Regions from separate parts of the Homo sapiens genome. Here region 2 is linked to region 1. The links are chromatin contacts, found by Hi-C in ENCODE. All regions are on one chromosome and are shown on one strand. The core of a region is the stretch at or near the end of the contact, and the rest is flanking DNA. Distances in the headings are between cores, read along the strand shown.

The links. A loop is a pair of places that touch in the nucleus more often than their neighbours do. Pooled maps may share reads with other maps.
Region 2: a map of sigmoid colon shows a loop between it and region 1 (5-fold over the local background). The contact joins the promoter of SMIM36 here to the enhancer-like site in region 1. A Hi-C loop is called at or near these places in 10 of 168 maps with a recorded cell type or tissue (CD4-positive, alpha-beta memory T cell, GM12878, HCT116 and 7 more), 14 of 37 single-sample maps with no recorded cell type and 19 of 50 pooled maps.

The regions. Positions count from the first base shown.
Region 1 is chr17:55,283,408-55,286,945 of GRCh38, reverse strand. All of the region lies in intron 2 of HLF (HLF transcription factor, PAR bZIP family member), which reads right to left. Among named protein-coding and RNA genes, the nearest start is that of HLF, 20 kb to the right of the region's middle. RefSeq lists an enhancer at 408-2,844. Within about 2 kb of position 1,250, at least 24 of the 41 ENCODE cell types and tissues checked have a DNase peak (open chromatin) inside an H3K27ac peak, as active enhancers do; they include sigmoid colon and transverse colon, where a contact is called at or near this core.
Region 2 is chr17:55,509,981-55,513,449 of GRCh38, reverse strand. SMIM36 (small integral membrane protein 36) reads left to right here and starts at 1,998. Exons shown (of 5, transcript NM_001395421.2): 1 at 1,998-2,571. The coding sequence starts at 2,116. The coding sequence ends at 2,397.

The DNA of each region.
Region 1 (3,538 bases), core at 1-2,500:
ACCCACAGACTGGCAGGAGGCTGTATCCCAGTCCCTGAGATTTTGGGCATCCTCTATGACAAGGGAGGCCTTCCATCATGGAAGGAAGAAGCAGCCTGGCACATGCATCTAGCTGGAAAAGTTTCTGTAAGTCTTGATTGGTTGTTGCTTGGCTGGATGATACTGATGGCAAAAGTAACATTCCAAAGCAGTAAATATAAGACTCTGAATAAGGCTTGGCGCTGGGAAATCCTTATGGAATTTATGGCTTGGTGTGATGGGGAAAAAGAGTTTATTTTCAACCGTTTGTTATGAGAGGGGTCTATTTCATTGAGAAAAGAAACGTCATTATTATTCCAATAAATCTTTGTTTTCTAACCATTCAAGTCTTTCCTAAGGAAGGTTTAAAATTCCAAAACCAACTTTATTTTCAAAAGCAAGTCAAGCTTCAGGTGGCCACCTACAAGAACAGACAATAGAGGAGCTGAGGGAAGCGAGATTACCCCAAGAAATGAATTATACCACCTCTTTCTCCTAATTCCTCTTTTTGAAATTAGATATTTGTTTTACTGAAGGCAAAACAGCCAGCTTGGCCCCTGAGAAAAGTGAGATGAGAATGGGAGTAGGGGTGGAGAAAGGGGGGTACTATCGAGAGGTAAAGTACAAGGGTGGGGGGAGAAAAGAAATAAAAATAGACAAGTCAGGGAAAACCAAATGGCAAAGGTCCATTTGTTTATTTTAACAGTGTTTGCCATTCCAGGCGGCTTGCTGAAGTTCCTTCCTTCCATGGCTGGCCTTGGACCAACATTAGAAAGGTCTTAGATCTTTGGAAAGAAGATTTGGACAACAAAGTTGTTTTATCTGGGAGGGTAACTAGCTTACTCAAGAGTTCCAGGACTTTGGTTTTGATGTTATTACCTTGGCCTAAGTTTCCCTGTCCCAGGCAGTCCTGGCTCTGTTTACTGATTTTGCAAGAGAAAAGGGTGGCCCGAGGAAGGAAGGGGCTTCTCTCAGGCATCACTGCCACATTTAGCTGGATCACCTCAGTACCTGGGCACCGCGAAGAAGATGAAGACAGGCGCAAAAGTAAAACATTTTCTAAAGGTCCTATCTCTCGACACTCATAAGAGGCAAACAACACTTCTCTAACTTACTCCCCAAATAGACACCACCGTGGATGTTCTGCCAAGGAGTGATGCGAAAGTGTGTTCCGAAGTGAAATGTAAGCTTGGCCCAGTGCCCAGCTCTCTGCTGTATTTTGCACAGAGTGCTGCAGGCTGAAGGACCAAAGGAACACATTTCTCTCCACGTGACTGCAAGAGCCAGGCAGCCCAAGCAGATTTCTTTGTGTTAATAAAATGTGATCTCTAGACTGTACACACCAACAGCCCTGGAAAACGTGAGCCAGAGAGAAGGACCCAAGGAAACCCATGGCCCTGGCTGAAAAGGGACTGCAGCTGCTGGCACACTGTGTTGTATCAAGGCAGAGGCATTGCAGGCCTGGCAAATGCAAGTGAGAACACAGCCAGAGATGGAAAGACATGTCAAAGGCTCAGGGGAATGCTGCTTAAGAAATGAAAACAATCCATGGAATCCCATCAAACATGATCCTGCACAAATGTTTACTCTTTCTTGGTGGCTACAGACCAAAGTCCTCAATGGACACTCTCAAGACTTTGGATATACCTGGGATCCAAGGTACCACGTCTCAAAACTGAGACCATTCCAAATATAGCAGGAGCTTGACTCCTAGGTTAAACTGTATATCTTCTGGTCTGGTGTAAGGTGTGACTAATACACATACTTCCATACTCTCACCCCACAGGGACCCAGGCAAATGCAGTCAACTCTCTATGAACGAGGGCAGCCATGGGAGGCAATCACAGGGAACCCAAACAATCACCATGGGGTGGCCTGGACTCTGGGGAGCTTTGCTGTTGTGGGCAGTCCCTGACTCCTTGCTTCAGTGGTCTTGGTCTCCACTGGCCTCAAAAGAGATCCATTGCTCAGGGTCTCAATCTATATATATCTATATCTTGGGAAGGGAGGAGGTTCCTAGGTTGAGGAAGAAAGGGGATTAGTGGCCCCTGCTCACTGGGCCCTCTTTCAACATATGACTTAATCTCCGGACTTTCAAATTCACTGTGCCCTGTGGTCAACTTGTTCCCAATTTGAACAGGGTGTTGGGGGCAGGAGCTGAAAGGTAGCAGGAGCAGAGCACCAGGACCCAGGTAACTTCTGAACCTCTCAGGAACTGTGCTGGAGAATGCAGAAGTTTACAGGGCTAGAGGGCACCTCTGGTTGGAGAGAGTAGAAGGTCCTGGAAGAAGTCATCCCTTGGTCCCCCTCCCCTGCAGTCGCCCAGTGCCCAGGCTTCCCAACCATGGGGCAGGCAATCAGCCATCACCAGCTAATTATGGAGCAGCTGAGTTGATGAGCGACTCCCAGGCCCAGGTGAGCCTTCACCTTGGTTAATCTGCAAACCAGTTAATCAGCCTCAGGATAATTGAAAGTTAACCGTATGCAGAGCTCAAGTGCAGTTACTGGAAACAACAGGAAACAGCAGTAGCAGAGGAAGTCAGGCCCACTCTCAGTGAACTCTTTTGTAAATCCCTATAGCCAATGTTTAACCTGGAGCCCACTTCACCCTATTGCCCAACACACTCTTGGATCAAGTCCTTGTCACACAGTTACCTGGATCCCAGGGAGCACACAGTAAGTGCTCAACAAATTGCAACTGGTTGATTATTTCCCTGGTGCAGTTCATGGATTTAAAGTTAGGAGGCTGGAAGGGCTCAGAGACATTTGGCTGGCTATGTTAGAAACATACTGGGGGAGCTGCAAAAAGCACTACACTCCCCCTCAACCGTTCTTTATAGAAAGAAAAATCTGAAGAGTTCAAACCTTACCAGGAAAGCAGATCAACAGCACAAAAACGCAAAGCACGTTCCACAGCTGAGGAGAAATAAACTTCAGATTATCTGTTCCTTTAGCATGGATAACTGAGAATCACCTTCAATCCTAAACAGACTGGCAAGTTCTCCAAAGCTTCCTTAAAGAAAGTGGCTGCACTTTGATTTTGATTTCAAATATCAAGAATCGCAAGTATGGAGTGTACGGCTGACTGCCTACCGAGGACGCAGTTTCCCTGGAATCTGCAGCCATGACCTCTGGCCACAGGCAGCTTACCAGGGCCTGTGGTTTGTGGCTGCCTCTGCTGGATCAGTGGCACCTATGCCTGTGCTTTACTGGAGTATCCATGGACTTACGTGTTGGAATTACAGCTTCCCTCCACCTTGCAATTCCTGTCTCGTGACCAAGGAGCTGAATCAATAGACTTCCTTTCTTCCATACCCTCTGTTAAGCTAATCAGAATAAGCCTCCTTCAGAGAGTAAAACATTATGTGCTGGAGGCTCAGAAAACACTTTTCCAGGACATCGGAAGCAACACCGGCCTGAGTCCTTGATCTGCTGCCCAGTAGAAGGACAACTACTAAAGGATCTTCCAAACCTGCTCTGGCAGGACAGCAAACACCAGGCACCAGTACTGCCCCACCCA
Region 2 (3,469 bases), core at 749-3,248, 230 kb before region 1:
TTTCCTGTAGATCTGCCTTCAGGAAGAAAAAGCTATGTCCTTGCAAGCACAAAATTAATTCTCTGAATCTGTCGGACTTAAAACCTTGGACAGTGTTGAATTCTGTGTTGAATGCCCCCTGGAATAGCTCTTCACAGATCACCAAAGCCCTGGTGACCGCATATTGGCCCATTTTCTTCACGTCCTTTTTTTCTACTTTTATAGCCATGATTCTCCATCCTGGTTGCAGATCAAAATTATCCATGAAGATTTTTATTAATACAGATCCCCAGACTCTAGTCCCAAAGATTCTAACTCAGTAGATCTAGGGTTGATCCAGGTATCTGTATTCAAAAGAGACCCAATAGATTCCAATAAGGCTGACCCTAAATCTATGGTGTTTCAGAATCATGCATCTTCTGGATTATAATTCCATAAGTTAGTCCAGGACCATAGAATCATGGACGATATTATTTGGAAAAACGTCTCCAGATGCATAAGAACCCCATACTACAACATCTTCAAATGCTCAGGTTCCCATGGAAGCTCAGTATAAAGGAGGCTGACAGGAAGACACTAGCCCATTGAAGCTTAACACTAAGAAACCAGCAGACCTTTGGGAACTTCAGCTTTTAACTAGGAGTATCCAAAAAGTCCTATTAGCTATTGGAGAAAAGGCTACTGATGCCCTAGCTGGCCAAAAATACATATATGAGACCAAGACCAGATACGTAATTTGTGGGTCCCAGTGCAAAGTTGAAAAGTTAAGAATTTCAAGATGGCAACAGCAGAGCATTAAACCAAGTGTGAGCTCTTTCTGAGAATGGAACGTTGTGCAGCTGCACAGGGCACATGCCCATGAAGTAGCCTATGCGGGACTATTGGGACCAGGCTACAACTGAGGCAGGACAGTGATTTGTACATCAAGGAATAACTGTAATCCGATCAGTATCTGATCTTCCTCTCAATTTGCTTGTTTTTCTGCATCCTTGAGGCAGCCTTTGGGAATCTCTTTAAAATGCAAATTCAGTAGTGTCACTCCCCTGTGCAAAAGCATTCAATGGCATCCCATTGCTCTAGGATCATATCTAAAGTCCTGAGTATGGCCCACAAGTGCCTGTGCCTTCTGGCCCCTGTCTACCTCTCCCACCTTGTGCTCCCATTCTCTTTATGCTCCAGTCACACTGCCCTTGTTTCAGTGCTTGCAATTTTCCAGGCTCCTTTCTCTTCGGGTCTTCACATATGCAGTTCTTTGTGGCTAGAAGAATCTTCCCTGTCTCTTCTCACTTAGCTAAATTCTACTTATCCTTCAGGTCATAGGTTAAATGTTGCTTCTGCATGGAAGCTTTTTTGACCCACACTGGGACACGCTGTCCTCTTACCCTCTATTTGTCCCTTATAAACTGATTTCCACTGTTCTTAAATGGCGAATTGTGCAATTATCTGTTTAAAGGCTATCTTTCCTGCTAGACTACCTGCTTCTCTGTCTTATCACTGCCATATCCCCTTTGCTTAGTGTAGTGTCTGAAACACAGGAAGTAAGTACTCAAAAAGTAGTTTTGAATTAACTAATGAGAAACATGGCAACAAATGAAGAAAGGGTGAAAATATCAGGCACTAGTATCTTCTTCTTGTTGAAGAATCACATTTACTTCCAAAGCCTACTGACCTAATCTTCCAAATCACTCCATACATGGCACTAAACATCCCTTATACAAAGACAGCACAATTGTCCAGGACAATCCAATTTTTAGCTGTCATCATGGAGTGCTTATTAACAACACTTACTTTTGCTCACCAAACTGCCTGTGTGGATGCTGAATTATGTGAATGCTCTACTTATATACCATGATCCAGTAACTCATGAGCCATCTCTCTCTCTCTCTTTCTCTCTCTGTGTAGGCGAACTGATGACAGACAGCTTCTGTGTTTTGGTGGCTGTGGTATTAACAGCAAGCTTAAGTTATTAAACCGAGCAGCTTTAATCCTCGAGGTCTCCTGGAGCAGTAGGGATTAATGTATTTTTACTCCAGAGCCAATGTAGCTATTCCGATGCTCTAAGATCTGCTCTCTGCAATGCCCAAACTGACCCCAATTGCCTTTCTCTAGACCCACTTCTCCACCGTGGGAGAAGTGATGGAATTCTACTTGGAGATCGACCCTGTTACCTTGAACCTGATCATCCTAGTTGCGAGCTACGTCATCTTGCTCCTGGTCTTCCTCATCTCCTGCGTGCTATACGACTGCCGAGGCAAGGATCCCAGTAAGGAGTACGCGCCCGAGGCCACTCTCGAGGCCCAGCCCTCCATCCGGTTGGTGGTGATGCACCCAAGTGTCGCTGGGCCCCACTGGCCAAAGGGGCCTGGCCTTTCTTTGGGGGATCCTGCTCCACTAGGAAAGAAAAGCACCATGGTATGAGGCTGGCTAAGGGACACTGGGGAGAGACCACTAGACTTTCCATAGAGACAAACTGCTCCCTATCGTGGCTCCAATTCTCTCAGCACATGTATCCCGCTTGATGAAGGAAGTGAGAGCTCTGTCTTACTTGCTGTTTTCTCGTCACCTTCTTTGTGACAAAAGTAACTGTTTAAGGTAAGAAGCCCAAAGTGGTCTTTAGTCAAATTCTCCAAATGCAAACTGTCAGCAATGCTGTAGTATAATGAAGTTGGTTACTGGTACATTTCTGATGTTGCTGTCCTTGCAACTCACAGGAGAGAATGACTTTTGAGAAAGGATGCAATATTGTGTGTGTGTGTGTGTGCACGTGCACGTGCGTGTGTGTGATAAGGAATGAGACTAACTCCAGTCTAGTCTATTCTTTGCAAATTCTTTCTTTCCAAGGCAACCAGTTTTTTGTTGTTATTTTTCTTTTCTTTAAGAGACAGAGTCTTGCTCTGTTGCCCATGCTTAAGTGCAGCAGCGTGATCATAGCTCACTGCAGCCTTGAACTGGGCTCAAGCAACCTTCCCACTTCAGCCTCCCATGTAGCTAGGACTCTAAGGTCATGACACCACGCCTGTCTTTTTTTTGTAGAGATGGGGTTTCACTATGTTGCCCAGGCTGGTATTGAACTCCTGGCCTCAAGCAATCCTCCTGCCTCAGTCTCACAAAATGCTGGGATTATAGATGTGAGCTGCTGCACCCAGTCAAGGCAACCCCATTGAACTTGTTCAGACTTCAGAACATTATTATTTCTGTACCTACCAGCTCTTCACGTTCTATTCCCAACTCCAAGACAGAATAAGGAATGCATACAACTAAAACAACAAAGCTTGGAGCCTGGGTTCAAATCCTGCCTCTTCTACTTGCTAGCTGTGTGGCCATGGTTAAGTTGAGCCACCTCTGTGTCTCAGGGATAGTGATTGGACCACTAAGCTTTTGGGGCTATTTAAATGAGTTAATTCACCAAAAGCACTTGAGACAGTTCTTGACACACAGGGTTAGCTATGATGATGATCACTGATAATATTTCCTTCCATATGCCTCATAA